Linked DNA regions of Homo sapiens: region 2 is linked to region 1. A link is a loop called in an ENCODE intact Hi-C map of the cell type or tissue named here. Cell type or tissue: MCF 10A. All regions are shown on one strand. Each heading gives the region's core, and the rest is flanking DNA. Links, peaks and the distances in the headings are about the cores only.

Region 1 (7,151 bases), core at 1,395-6,394:
TCGACATGTCCCCCCATCAGCCTGGCCCTCCCGTGGGGGACCCCTGGCTGGGTGCACTGACAGGCACCATGGGTTTTACCTTTGCTCCCCTTCTTGCCGTCACTCTCGATCGCCAGGCTCTGCTTGTATTGCTTCACCCGGATCACCCCAGACCTCTCGCCAAGCTGAGGCATGGAGGTGCTCCGGGCCAGGATCACATGGATCTTCCTCCCTTCCATGTCCAGGTCTCGCCGCTGCCGAAGGTAGACATACTGCATAGCCAGTTAAGGCAAGACACCAACGCCAGCATTGTAGACAGACAGAAGGAAAGCGCCACAAGCTGGAAGCAAAGGGAGGTGATTCTGTGCCTCCCACTTGGCATTTGCTCCTTTCTACCACTAGTTCACTGACGTGCCCTGTCTCCATACCTGCACTGCAAGACTGTGCCTCACACCACCTAGTATTCTCACCAAAGAGCATGTATTACTTACCTGTGAGTGATCCCTTCATGCTTTTAATTATGTGAGGAAACCACATTTCCTTTCTCCAAGAAGGCACTGGGAGATGACAGAGGAATGGTCACTTAACAGCTGTGTGGTCCTAGGTAAGCTACTCAGCCTTGCTGAGACTCAGATTCCCTATGTAGGAAAGGGAGTAACACTGCCTTGCAGACAGGCTTGGTGGGGGCATTAGAGAAAGACCTGGGCAGAGTAAGCACTCGACAGACAATGGTGTCATTCCTCTTTGTTCTGGCCTCACCCAATGCTCTAATTACTGACCTTTATGCATAGTAAATGGTCAAGCAATGTTACAGCTGATGACCATAGGAAGACATGGGACTACATGAATATTTCGTAGGCAGATGTCCTCTCTGGGCTAACACTAGTTTACCAAGAATAACAAAACCATTTCATGTCCATCAGCCTTGACAGAAGAACCCTTAAGTTTACGGCACTATTCTAGGGAGGATAATGAAAGTCTATGAAACAACAGGAATCACTACTTATCGAGCCTTTATCATGTAACATCATGCACTTGACATACAGCTTAAATTTGGATCCTTACAAAGACCCTGTGAGTTTGGTATGAGTATCCCCATACTACAGATGACAAAAGTGAGGCTCAGAGAGGAAAAGAACCTTGCCAAAAATCCCACATCCCAGCTGAAGTGATGAAACATGAATTTTTATCCCAGATCTGGCTCCAAAACCTACTTAGAATTTCATAGTTGGATGGAGCTCAGATATTTAGTTTGTTAGTTACACTTTCATAAAACAGAATTTTGGGTTTCCCACTCAAAGGAATCAAAAACCTAAAATAATCAAAAAGTCACTACGCACAACACAATTACACTTACTATAACATGGCAGCCGTCTCAGCCTCCACCCACCTCAGTGTCTTTTTTTTTTTTTTTTTTGAGACAGAGTCTCACCCAGACTGGAGTAGAGTGTCACGATCTCGGCTCACTGCAACCTCCACCTCCTGGGTTCAAGTGATCCTCCCACCTCAGCCTCCGGAGTAGCTGGGATTGCAGGCGCCCACCACACCCAGCTAAATTTTTTTGTATTTTTAATAGAGACAGGGTTTCTCCATGTTGGCCAGGCTGATCTCGAACTCTGACATCAAGTGATCTGCCCACTTTGGACTCCCAAAGTGTTGGGATTACAGGCGTGAGCCACCCGCGTTCAGTCCCACCTCAGTGTCTTGACAGCGCCCCCTGTTGCCCCACCCTCACATTGGACAGTCTATTGCTCCATGCTCTTATACACTAATAAGTAAAGTTCTTAAATGTTTCAGGAAAGAGATGTTGATTTGTCACTGGGTTCCTTTCTCCTACACCTTTTACTTTTTCCTTTTAGCAAATATTGTTCCACTCTCTCCCCCAACTTTCTCAGCTCATGTGATAGATATCATCTGATACTCCACGGAGGAAGAATTATCTTGATATAGTGATTAAAATTTGGCAGAACACCTTTGAAGTGTTGGCAGTTCATCTAATTCAGTGGCTTCCAAACTTTTTTTTGACTCCAAGAGACCCTTTGCTAAAAGGATCTTACATGGAAATTGAACCTGTAAAACACTCCGCTGCTGGGATTGAAGAGCATGGTGAAGGAGTCAAAATCTTACCTAGGAGTCATCCTACTTCCATCCTACCCACCCCCAAAATTCCATCCTAGCCCCCCAGCTTAGTCCTAAGGGGGCTTCTGAAGACCTTACAGTGCCAGCCAAGCCTCCCTACATTTCATTCAACTGCTTCATTTCATAAACAAGGACATTGAGGGGAAGAAGCTTACAGTCAGTGTCCAGAGCCAACAATCAAGGAGGGATTTCTGTGGGGTCTACTGAGATGGGGGAGGCGGAGAGAGCTGGAAATGCAGAGGCCTGAGTTCCAGCACCTGCTCTGCCACTAACCACCTATGTGCCTCTGTCCTATCACCTCTTTGGGAGCCCTTTTTCCTTCTGTAGACTGAGGGAGCTGTAACAAGCACTTTTTATAAGAAGTTCCTTCCAGATCCCCAATTCTGTGGCCTGACAATTTCAAGGCCTAGGAAACTTCTTAGGAAAGTAAGAGCTGCTCTCCAGTGACCAAAATTACAGACACTTCATGTGGTTGGGCCCAGAAATCACACTCTGAGCTCTCCAAACACCATACAAGAAGCAATATCTTTAGCAAATGCTGCTGCAAGAATCAGAGACAATGTTATCTGTGCCTGCTGAGAAACCAGCTCTACCTCTCTGCAATAGACTGCAGCTGAGGAACACAGAAACACTTAGAGGGCCAGGGAATGAGTACCTTGTGGAAAGGATACGTCTCTGTTGGACATGGGAAAAGGGTACTTCACTTCCCAGTAGACCACAGTCTCTCCGTTGCATTCTTGTTCATAGAGTTCTAAAGGAAAGCAAAAGAAGTTAATGCATCTGGAAGCCTTTTTAGCTACAACTAATAAGGGTATGACCTCTTAGGCCAAGCATGGTGGCTCATGCCTGTAATCCCAGCACTTTTTGAGGCCAAGGTGAGTCAATTGCTCAAGTCCAGGAGTTCAAGACCAGCCTGGGAAATATGGTGAAACCCCATCTCTATATATAAAAAAAAAAAAAAGCAAAAAAATCAGCCAGGTATGGTGGTGCATGTCTGTAGTCCCAGCTACTCTGGAGGCTGAGGTAGGAGGATCATCCAAGCCTAGCAGGTCAAGGCTGCAGTGAGCCAAGCCATGATTGCACCACTGCACTCCAGCCTGGGTGACAGAATGACACCATGTCTCAAGAAAAAAAAAAAAAAAGATGACCTCTTAGGTTATGATAAACCACTAACTCATAAGGTATAAAATTCTAGAAAAAAGTCAAACCGATTAATTTCCACTGAAAGCTTATTGCCCAGGGACAGAGTCTAGTGGATAGAAAAACACAGCACAAATAAAAGAAGCCAACAAATCTTGGCCATTCTATAGCATAATCAATATTCTTGATAGAATGCAATGAAACAAAATCAGACATCAAAAAAATAGTCAGAGGTTTTAAATTCAGGATAACCACCAGATGTCACTAGAGTACCAATAGTTTTGCTTCTGAGCCCTTTAATTCCCCTTTAGGATTCCTTGATCCATTACAGCTAACCTGGAACGGAGTCACCCAGTCTAGCACATTCATAGGTCGGATATGAAGGTTCCAGAATGAGCAACGTCCTTCTTGAATAGTTAGAGATCAGCAGAACTATGGCTTACCCCAAGTTTCTTTCTTCTCTCCCATGTTTCTTTGCACTATGCCACAGCTAGGGTGACCAAATTTCCCTAATAATCCTTCCGTCTTACTATTATGTGCAAACAGCAGCCAACTCTTGGAGGGAGATAGCAAAGAAATTTAATGGCATGCACACCCTCTGTCCCCAGACTGTGCTGTGCAGTAAACTTCTTTCTACCTCCAGTTAAAGGAGCCCAAAGTCCCTGGAGGAGATGGTAAGGAGGGATAATTTAGGTTTTGAAAGAAAATCTATTAGAAGCACACTGTAGATTAAGGAGTGTGCCAGCCCATTAAGGTCACAGGAGGCTGATGAGAGTCCTTAAAAGAAAGGGAGAGGTGGACATCTGTTGCTTTTACATGCTCAGCATTGATCGCCCCTTGAGCATCTCAATTTTCCTTCAGGGCATCACCCTTCCCCTACTTCTCAGCTGCATGGTTTCGCAAGACTGACTCTGCAGTAATTTCAGGGCTGGGAAAATGAGCAAGACACGGCCATGGTGACGAATTCAGGGATGGCAGATCTGTCCAGAGTCGTAGTTAGTCACTCTAGCAAGTTGAGAGCAAAAAGTGATTTAGTAAAGCTCTCGGATGGACCAGAGTGAGATTTCCAACCTCAAGATTGTTCCAGCAAAGCCTAACTGCTGCTTCCACTGGATGAGAACCCAGAGTGAAAGCTGTTGATGTTGGGGAGCAAACATCAGAGACTCAGCAGTTGTTTTCCCTAAAGTCAGATGCCATCACTGGTCACTGAAAAATGGATCTTCCATGCTGCCTGCTTCCTCACATGGCTCTTTTCCAAATTGAAGCCACATGTGGGTCTTATTGGCAGAGTCTATGTCACATGACTGTATCTTGGCTGCAAGGGAGGCCTGGACAGACAGTGTCTGGCTGTTCCCTTGGATAGGTAAGCATCCCACTGCCCCCTAAATAGGAAGAGTATTTGAGAACACTAAGTTGCCCAAAACCATGATGAATGTCCACAGAAAATAAGCACAAACTCCAAGCTGAGCTGACAAGAGCCAATCCTGGCATCTGGCTGTCATCCCTAGAAAAGTAGAATTCTCCTTCCTCTGGGGTTATTCATATGGTTAGAATATAAATCTGGATCTTCTGGCAGACATCTTGGCCATGACATAAGAATCTGCCTAGGAATTAGGTCAACACAGAAGAAAACAGAGTCTACAGATGGAGAAAGAAACAATCCTGATGAAATTATTTAAGTTCCCTGTTGCAGCTGTCCTCAAAGTTAGAAACCCCTGGACTTTTTTCAATGCCATGAACTAATAAACTCCTTTTTCTCTTCTTACACTGTCTTTAGTTGGCTTTCTGTTACTTGCAACCAAGAGTCTTGACTAAAGGCTTTATGTGCCTTTGGCTAGTTTCATAGTTCCATTCCACTATGACTGGGTTGGCAGAGGCTACTCCAGCTCTAAGTGGCAGGAGAAGTCCCTGTGTGATGTCTTTCATAACACATAACTTACAGGGAAAAATCTAAGACCGATAGCCTGGTCGCCATGCTAGGCCCTGGAGGATCTGGACCCAACAGCTGCCCTAGTTCGCCTAGTAGTAGAAGAACCTACCCTAGCTCTTCGACTACTACTAGTACTAGTTCTATTAGCTAGTTCTACTAGTACTAGCAGTACTAACAATAGTAGTAGTAGAACTAGTACTAACAGTAGTCGAAGACCTAGGATAGGTTCTCTTACTCCAACCAACCCAACAACACCAAACTGCTGGCGGCTATTGAACATATTGCTTCACGCTTTCCTGACCTTACTAATGCTGATCCCTGAGCCTAGAATGCTCTTAACCAGTCATCCTGTCCCTCTCTTACCTCCTCACATACATGTATTCTTCTCTGTTTGGAAAATTTTGATTCAACTCTCAAACCAAAACTTGGACCGCACCTCCTCCCCTTTCATGACAACCTAGATACATGGGAGGATCACACAACTTAAAAGTGGCAGCAAAGGAGCCCCAAGAGCAAACTGTGGAGAGGATCTAAAACTAGGTAAGGAGCAAGTCCTAGCAATAGCAAAAGTGCATTTCAGTCCAACATTTAAAATGCTTTTGTGCCAAAATTTAATAGGAAGCACTATGTAGTAGAAGTTAATTTTATTTTTTTCTACTGGCAAGAATAAATAAAAATAGATTAGACTTTTTTTTTTTTTTGAGACAGGGTCTCCCTCTGTTGTCCCTGCTGAAGTACAGTCTTGGCTCACTGCAACCTCTGCTTCTTGGGTTCAAGCAATTCTTAGTGCCTCAGCCTCCTAAGTAGTTGGGACTATAGGCATGCGCCACCATGCCCAGCTAAGTTTTGTATTTTTAGTAGAGACGGGATTTCACCATGTTGGCCAGGCTGGTCTCAAACTCCTGGCCTCAAGTGATCTGTCCGCCTCAGCCTCCCCACGTGCTGGGATTACAGGCGTGAGTCACTGCATCTGGTCAGAATAGATCTACTTTTTAATGATCAAAAAAAAAAAAAAAAAAAAGCACTGGGTGCAGCGGCTCATGCCTGTAATCCTAGCACTTTGGGAGGCCAAGGCAAGCGGATCACCTGAGGTCAGAAGTTCAAGACCAGCCTGACTAACATGGAGAAACCCTGTCTCTACTAAAGATACAAAAATTAGCCAGGTGTGGTGGCGGGCGCCTGTAGTCCCAGCTACTCAGGAGGCTGAGGCAGGAGAATCGCTTGAACCCAGGAGGCGGAGATTGCGGTGAGCTGAGATCCTACCTTTGCACTTCACCCTGGGCTACAAAAGTGAAAGTACGTCTAAAAAAAAAAGAAAAGCAAGCATCACTCACCTTTAACATACTGGTCCCATTGTTTTCTGTAATCTGAGTCCATATAGATGTCTGCCAGTAGAGTTGGTGAGCAGTCCTCCAGAACACCAAAGACTTTATACTCATAAAGTCCAGTCTTCTATAAAAACAGAACAGGTAGAAATGTCTATTGGTTCCCAAGTTGAGAGAAAGCTGCATTCCACATAATTAAACTAAAGAGCTTCTGCACAGCAAAAGAAACTACCATCAGAGTGAACAGGCAACCTACAAAATGGGAGAAAATTTTCACAACCTACTCATCTGACAAAGGGCTAATATCCAGAATCTACAATGAACTCCAACAAATTTACAAGAAAAAAACAAACAACCCCATCAAAAAGTGGGTGAAGGACAAGAACAGATACTTCTCAAAAGAAGACATTTATGCAGCCAAAAAACACATGAAAAAATGCTCACCATCACTGGCCATCAGAGAAATGCAAATCAAAACCACAATGAGATACCATCTCACACCAGTTAGAATGGCAATCATTAAAAAGTCAGGAAAAAACAGGTGCTGGAGAGGATGTGGAGAAATAAGAATACTTTTACACTGTTGGTGGGATTGTAAACTAGTTCAACCATTGTGGAAGTCAGTGTGGCGATTCCTC
Region 2 (7,151 bases), core at 913-5,912, 550 kb before region 1:
AAACACTTGAACAGGGAGTTAAATGATCACAGTCTTGTTTTAGGAAGATTTCTCTGGTTCTGAGAGAAGTATAAGTGAGATTAGCCAGACCTAGAGAAGACTCTAATAATGACTACAGCACGAGATGGGATCTAAAGGCAGCTTTGCCCTTTCTTTCCTTCTACTCCTCCCCCATTACTCCACCCTCCATGTCATAATACTAATGTTCTCATTTGGAACACTGAGAATGTTTGTTCCACACTCAGAACTTCCCCTCCACCCAATTCCACCCCCACAGTTATTTAACTTGCTTAGGATATTTGCGAATGTGTCTCACTGATTCAATTAAAAGCTCCTTTAAATACAAGGATTGTGTTTTATTTTGCATCTTTCTCCTTCAGCCACTACACCTCCAGCCCTAGTAAGTGCTCAGTAAAATTAAGAAAGAAAATCATTTATTATATGCAGATATTAAATGAAGCAATGTGGTTGGGAGGGCGCATTGCTCCCATTCAAAGATGAACAGGGCATCTTTTCAAAGATAAAAGAGATATACTTAGCATGAGATATGCAACCAATTACAATAAAAGGCAGAATTAAGTAAATGCCATAAAAAAGTATGAGCAATGTGCTAAGGGAACATAGAATTATTACTTCTTTCTGTAACACATAGAAAATGTTCACAGAGAAGGTGGCGTTTGAACTGGAACTGGAGGAATGAAGATCTCTCTACAGGTTGAAAAGAAGAAACAGGTTCGGCGTCACGGCATAGTGTCAAGGCATAGAGTTCCGGGGCTGTTAGGGAATGACAAGTAGTCCAGTGTACTGGAGTGAATAATGCAGGGAAGAGCTGATGGAATTGGTCTCAAAAAGTAAGCAGGAGCTAAATTGGGGAGAGCTCGAACACCATGTTAAAGAGTTTGGATGTTATGCCATAGGTGACAGTGAGCTGAGCAGGAGAATGCCAGAACAGTTGATTAGGATCCACCTGGCCTGGCCATTGTGGATAGTGGTGAGAACCCAGAAGCAGGAAGACACTGATGGTGTGAAGGCCCGTGAAGATGTAAATTAGGAGATGAAAGTCTTATATTTGGAGATAGAACTTACAGGATTGTCAATAGTATAGGTGGGGGATGGGGAGGATGAGAGAGAGAGACACGTTGAAGGTGACTTAAAGTTTTAGCCTACATGATGGCGGATGATGATGACATTAATTTATTCCAGTACATACACCTAGAGATAATTATGGCATGCAGGTTGTGGTCTGTGCTCTTTTTTTTAAGACAGAGAAAAGAACAGAAGCTGAGTCCTTGGAGTCATGTCAATGTGCCTAGACATTCATAGAATGCTTTGAAGAACCCATTTAGCACCAGGTAAAGATTTTAGCCCAGGCTGTGACAGATGAGCTGCCTCTAGCAACATTGAGGGCCATTTCCAGGGGGCATGGGTACAGGGTTTCCATGAAATGTGAGAGTCTGCGGTTTCCCACTACAGTTGTTTAGCTCATTGGAAAGAACCTGGGTCTGGGAAACGGGAGTTTGAACTTCAGTCCTTGAGCTGCCCCTCACCAGCTGTGTGATCTTGGGCAAGTTACTTTTTATCATTAGGCTTCATTATTCTCACCTGTGAAATGAGAGCATTGGACCAGTTAAATTCAAAGGTCTCTTTTAGTATACTCTCCTCTGATTTGTGACATATGATGTATAGAATTTCAGAATACTTGCAAAATTAGGCCAAAGCCCACCAACATCAGAAGCCAGTAATGTCCACTTTCCCCTGCAAAATCCTGACCATATTTTGAGAATGTCCATATATCGCTGCAAATGCATGTCTGCCCTGTGGTTAGTTCCATGTGGTTTGTTTGTTAGACATAAATTTAAATTGATCACTTTTTGATGGCTATTTTCTAACAATTTTTCACTTTTTTTTCAGCGAAGATTTTTTTTTTTTTTTCTTAGGGAGTGCCTTTTCATCAGGATCTCAAAATTAAATTATAAGAAAGTGGCATTCCCTTACTGTGGTCAGCAAAGAGCCTGGCCAGCCTACTTCCGTTCCCTAATCTCTTGACCTTCCTTAGGGCGAGGCTGCTCAATAACGGCTCCGATTCTTTTTTTAAAAATAAAATGTGCTACTTACCGAAAGCTGCTAAAAAGGAGACAAAAAAATAGGAAAAGAAAACTAACACCCCAGGGTGTATCTGAATATGCTTATTATGTGCGAAGTTGTTAGTAATGAATGTGAAACTCTTCTTCCTCCTCCCTCTCAATTTCTAATCCCCAAAGAAAAAAGAAAAGGGGTGGGGGAGTGCATTGGCTATTCAATCCAAAGCAGACTTTTTTTTTTTTTTTTTTCCTAAAGAAAAGATGCAGACTGCTCACGGGCATGCTAGTTCTTGATTATTTTGTTTTAAGCACCAATTGACCTTTCAGACTAAAAGTAACGGTCTCAAAATATCCTGAGAAAGCCTCTTTTAGAATTTTTCTCTAAGTCTTGGAGACGAGACACATTGCATTCAAAAAGACTCTTCGAAAAGAGATGGCCCATATTCCTCGTAGTGCAATCCGATGACAGAGTGTTTATCTGAACTAATCATGTGGGATTTTCCAGTGCCACATTTTTGAGAAACGGGATTCTCTTAAAGGAGGTTACAAACACTTCACTGAAAGCTTTCCAAGAACAGCTTCATCCGTCCTCTCAGCAGCCTCTCACCGGGCTGTAGCACCGACGTGATAATCGGAGTCCATGCTTCTGAAAAGCCTTCTTGTCCTGGCTGCCACCCTCCTTTCAGTCATCATTAGAATTCTCAAGCTATGAATCCCCTATTGTCTGTATGAGCCCAGGATCCCCCACACCATGCCGAGGAAGGAATGTGAGCCTCCTGGGTCTGGCTCTAAGTCTCAACCTTATCCAGCAGGTCACAAAGCCCCATTTATATGCAGTTCCAACATTTTATCATAATTCTTTATCTGCTCGGCCCCATATATCCTCTAGGGCAGTCAGGAGACATTTGGTAATGAAGCCCATTTATCCTTATTTTCTCAATTGGCACACTTCAGGTTATAATATTTATGTTCACACTGTCTTAATTTTGGATGTCAAAGATACTATACTAGACAAGTAGCATTGCCAAAGGATAATTGAACCATGTGGAAGAGTTCACCAGAGTCTGATACATGATGTGGTTTGTCATATTACCAATCATTGCATCAAAATAGTTACTTTTAATAGCTCAGTGGAAAAATAAATGCTGCCATTTATCAAATACCTTCTATGTGCCATGCAATGGTATCTCTGAATTCTCACACTCTACAAAGTAGGATTACCCACTTTTTATCGATGAGGAAACTCAGGTTCAGAGAGATTAATCAGCTTGTTTATGTGCATTTAGGGACTGAGCTGAGACTCAGACCCAGGTCTCTGCAAAGTTTGTGGTATTTCCACTTCATTCCTTTGCCAAGAAATAAGAAATAATACATAATATGTATAATAATATAATAAGAAATATAATACATTTCGTTAGTTGTTTTACATTAATGTAACATAATTATTTTTCATCAAAAACATGTAAATAATTATGAAGTTCGGGCTGATAAAATGCTTTGGCCAACTGAGAAATGAGATCAGCTCTGATAAGCATTAGCACATCAGTAGGAATTTGTAGCATAAATTTCACCTATCAATAGGTGGCAGTATTCACCTAACTCTCTTTAAAAGGAGCCAGCACAGGTTGCTTCTTATGACCAATCCCTAGGCCATCTGTATTCTTTGATGCACTAGATTTGGTCATAATGAATAAAGTGTGTAATAGGTTGGTGGCTAATTGGACCTCAATCATGCCTTTGTATAGGGATATCTGGACTGTAGTGCGGTTGTGGTAGAGGACTGTTATCCATGGCAGAGATGTTGGGATCCCTCTCCATTTACAACACTCATTTTGGCCGTTCCTCTGGGGAAGTCTTTTATTGGTGATTCAAAGCCAAAGATGATTTTTGTGCCCTGGTTTACTTTAAGGATGTTGTGCAGAATTCTCAAACAATTTGAAAATGAAATAGTTAATACTCTAGGATTTGATAACTCATAAACCAATGTTTGTCTAGATTAAAAAATAGAACATTTATCAGACTTCAGGGTTTCAGCTTTTTCAAAACCCTATGTATGTGTACAGCTACCCATCAAATCATATGAATCTTCACCAGTAGGCACGGAAGCTGGAATCCATGAGGTGACTATTCAATAGACAAGTCAAAACGGTTTCGTTGATTAGTCAAAATACTGAAGGATAAATGACTACTCAATTTTAGGCAGACCCCTCCTCCTCTTCTTCCTCCTTTGTCTATGTTTTTTCTTCCTCCTCATTTTTTTTGTAAAGAAAATCTTAATATTGAAATATCTGCAGTTAAAAGTCACAGATTCAGTCTCTATTTTCTACTTGCCAACAGGAGTCCACTTAGGAGAATTTAGCTTTATAAAGTCAAGAAAACAGGTAGATAAAAAGATAAAAGAATAACCTGAAAGACTCTTTGACCTATCTTTATGCTATCTTCTCCATTTTCATTTGAGATACTTGGGAACAGATCATTATCAATGACGACAAACAAGCACTTGGAAATCAGATAGGATGAGTAGTCCTAACTCAGAACTAAGACGTTGACTCCAATAAGATTCTCAGCAGACCAGATTTTCTTAAAAGAATACAGATTGGCTGGTGGAATAAGGAAGGTGGCCCTGAAGACAGACTATTTACCTCTCTTTCATGTTCCCGATGGAATGAATGTCTTTCTCCTCTCTCCTTGTAGTATTTATAACGATGTTAAAACTCTCAGCACAGCCTAACTTCATTAGAGTTACTTGGGGCTCTATGTAATTCCCTTACTGGATTGAAATCTCCATGAGGGCAGGACCCGGGCCTCATTGATTTTTGAATTTCCCTCTCAGCTCTTGGACTGGGGCCCTGTGCATGGTAGATAATTTTCAATACATATAGGTTTAATTGAAAAGAATTAAAGAGAACTCAGAGGAATGCATTTTATACTTTTTCCCAGTTTAAGGAAAAGGGCAGCTTTGGTGTTGGATGCTATGCATGCTCATATTTCTACTTTCTTATCTGCTTCTTCCATTTCAGGACAGTATTGGTGAGGGTAGAGGTATCATGCCAAAGGCCAGCACACCCCCCCCAGAACCATTAATTATCTATTTTTACATCCTTGGCAAGGCCATCTGGTTTTGTAGAAAAATGCCCTGGTTATATGAAGGTTAATTGCAGAGGCAGGCCAAAAAATAAAAATAAAATTTAAAAAAAGGCAGTTACAAGGGACATTAAGTGACCTACTGTGTCATTCCAATCACTAATATTTCCTGCCTTTGTGGTCTGGAGACTCAATCTGCACTAAAGAGCTGAACAAGGCAATGCTATTTCCTGGTGGTGGTTATCATTGTTTCCCATATTAGGACAAAGCTAAGCACAAGGGGAGACAATGTGTATCGTGTCTCACAAGGGAAGGGTAAGCATCTTCAAAAGCTTACAAAATTACATTGAACCCATTTAGGCATATCAGGAGATATTGCCAAGCTGGAGAAATGAATTACCCAGCTGAATATCACAGGCATAATGAAGTTGTCAACAGCAACAGTGCAGCTGTAGATTGTCTGATTATGTGTTGACTGCACTGGCCATTCAGGGACACACCAGGAAGGAAATTGTTGTCATATTGTCCACCACATTCCAAGCCCCATCCCAGCCATGGTGATAAACCCGATACCCTTAGGAGTATGTGGAAAATAAAAATAACAACAGCAAGCCAGAAAGAAAGAGCATCCTCTTCTGATGGTCTCTTATGTCTAGCATTGCTGGAGTCTCTCCCCTTCTGTTACTCTAATCTGTCATCTTCTTTTAAAAAAATGACCATGACAAGGAATGCAAGTTTAGATTCTGGCCCTCCAAACAAACATTTCACAATGGGCTTTTTAGCCTTTGTTAAATTCAAAATAAGCGGGAGTCCAGCAAGAAAGCTTTAACTACGTGGGTGGGATTTACACCTTTCCTATGAGTCAAAGATGAAGGCAAGCTGGAGTTTTCCCTTTTGCTAAAGCATCTAAAAAGGTTGATTTGCAATGTTTCTGGACAGCAACTGGAATGTTCTTGAAGGTTCTTCTGGCTTTTTTCTTTTTTAAAAACACCTTCAGTTTTCTCCTCTAAGTGAGGGGGTCATGCTAGATGACGTTGAAAGTCACTTCTAGCTCTAACATGTTATGATGTCAAGAAGCCATAGAGCACTTAACACATAGAAGAACTTCTCTGCCACAAAGAAAAAAATGCTTTATTTCAACCCAGCTAGTCTTGGTTTGTATTGGACATATGGTCTGATATTTCAGAGTCAATATATGTGATCTCTCTTTCCAGAGAGTGTGCTGAAATCTGCTTTAAACGTGTGTTATTTATCAGGAATGTTTTCTTTTTTAAAAAGGAACTAATGTAGATGTGCCTCACTCATTAATAGAATTCTATTCTCTATTCAGGTTTTCTTCAGAGAAAGCCAACAAGATGTTTCTATTAGTGGGACTGGTGCTTTTTAAATGCTTACAGTATAGCACAGGAGCATTTGATCCTTTAATTACCCTAGGTGGCCCCACTCAGTGGGTGGTGATTTGGGTGAGGAATCTGGATAGCTTTGGTGGTCAGTCAAGCCATAAAGAAAACTCTCCTCCTTCCACCCTCATTTATTTTTCTCTCCTGAGTGCCAGTCAAAATGAGATTTTTTTGTTTTTTGTCAATTCTTCTAGGAATACTTCTGTTTGGCATTTGAATCCAGGCTTAAGTTAAATTTTAGGCCCCCAAGACCAAATTTCCAAAAGGGTCCTCTACCCTTGGCTAACTGCTAAATGAATAAATCTCTAAAGAAGCCTTCCGTATTTTCCAGGTCCTTTTCTCCATTTATTTCACAGCCTAAGTGTTCCTTAGATGATACTTGAGTGGGTGGCTTATGACCCAGTCTCCTGCCAAATTGCTCAGCTTTCTACTGCCATAAGAAATACCTCCTCCATTTTACAAATGGAAAAGTCTCCTTGGTTTATCTCCACAACTTCATGGAATCAGATCCTTAGTATTAAGGAGAGAATTCTTTGTAATTAATCACAGTGAGAATTTGAAATACCAAGAGAAGCAAGGAAGTTAA

The links. Hi-C counts contacts between places; a loop is a spot of excess contacts. Peaks named below come from ENCODE experiments on the same cell type or tissue, not always from the same donor. Only the 100,000 strongest peaks of a DNase experiment are listed, where the experiment ranks them.
Region 2: it touches region 1 in a loop (5-fold over the local background); 4 of 110 quality-filtered maps call a loop at or near these places.

Annotation. Positions count from the first base shown.
Region 1 is chr17:55,766,824-55,773,974 of GRCh38, reverse strand. PCTP (phosphatidylcholine transfer protein) reads right to left here. Exons shown (of 6, transcript NM_021213.4): 2 at 6,523-6,640; 3 at 2,790-2,869; 4 at 80-251. Among named protein-coding and RNA genes, the nearest start is that of PCTP, 19 kb to the right of the region's middle. In MCF 10A, for the core only: a CTCF peak has its summit at 3,530 (motif pointing right); DNase peaks (open chromatin) are centred at 3,564 and 4,184.
Region 2 is chr17:56,316,243-56,323,393 of GRCh38, reverse strand. The region is part of intron 3 of ANKFN1 (ankyrin repeat and fibronectin type III domain containing 1); the gene reads right to left. Among named protein-coding and RNA genes, the nearest start is that of ANKFN1, 170 kb to the right of the region's middle. In MCF 10A, for the core only: a CTCF peak has its summit at 3,664 (motif pointing right); a DNase peak (open chromatin) is centred at 3,683.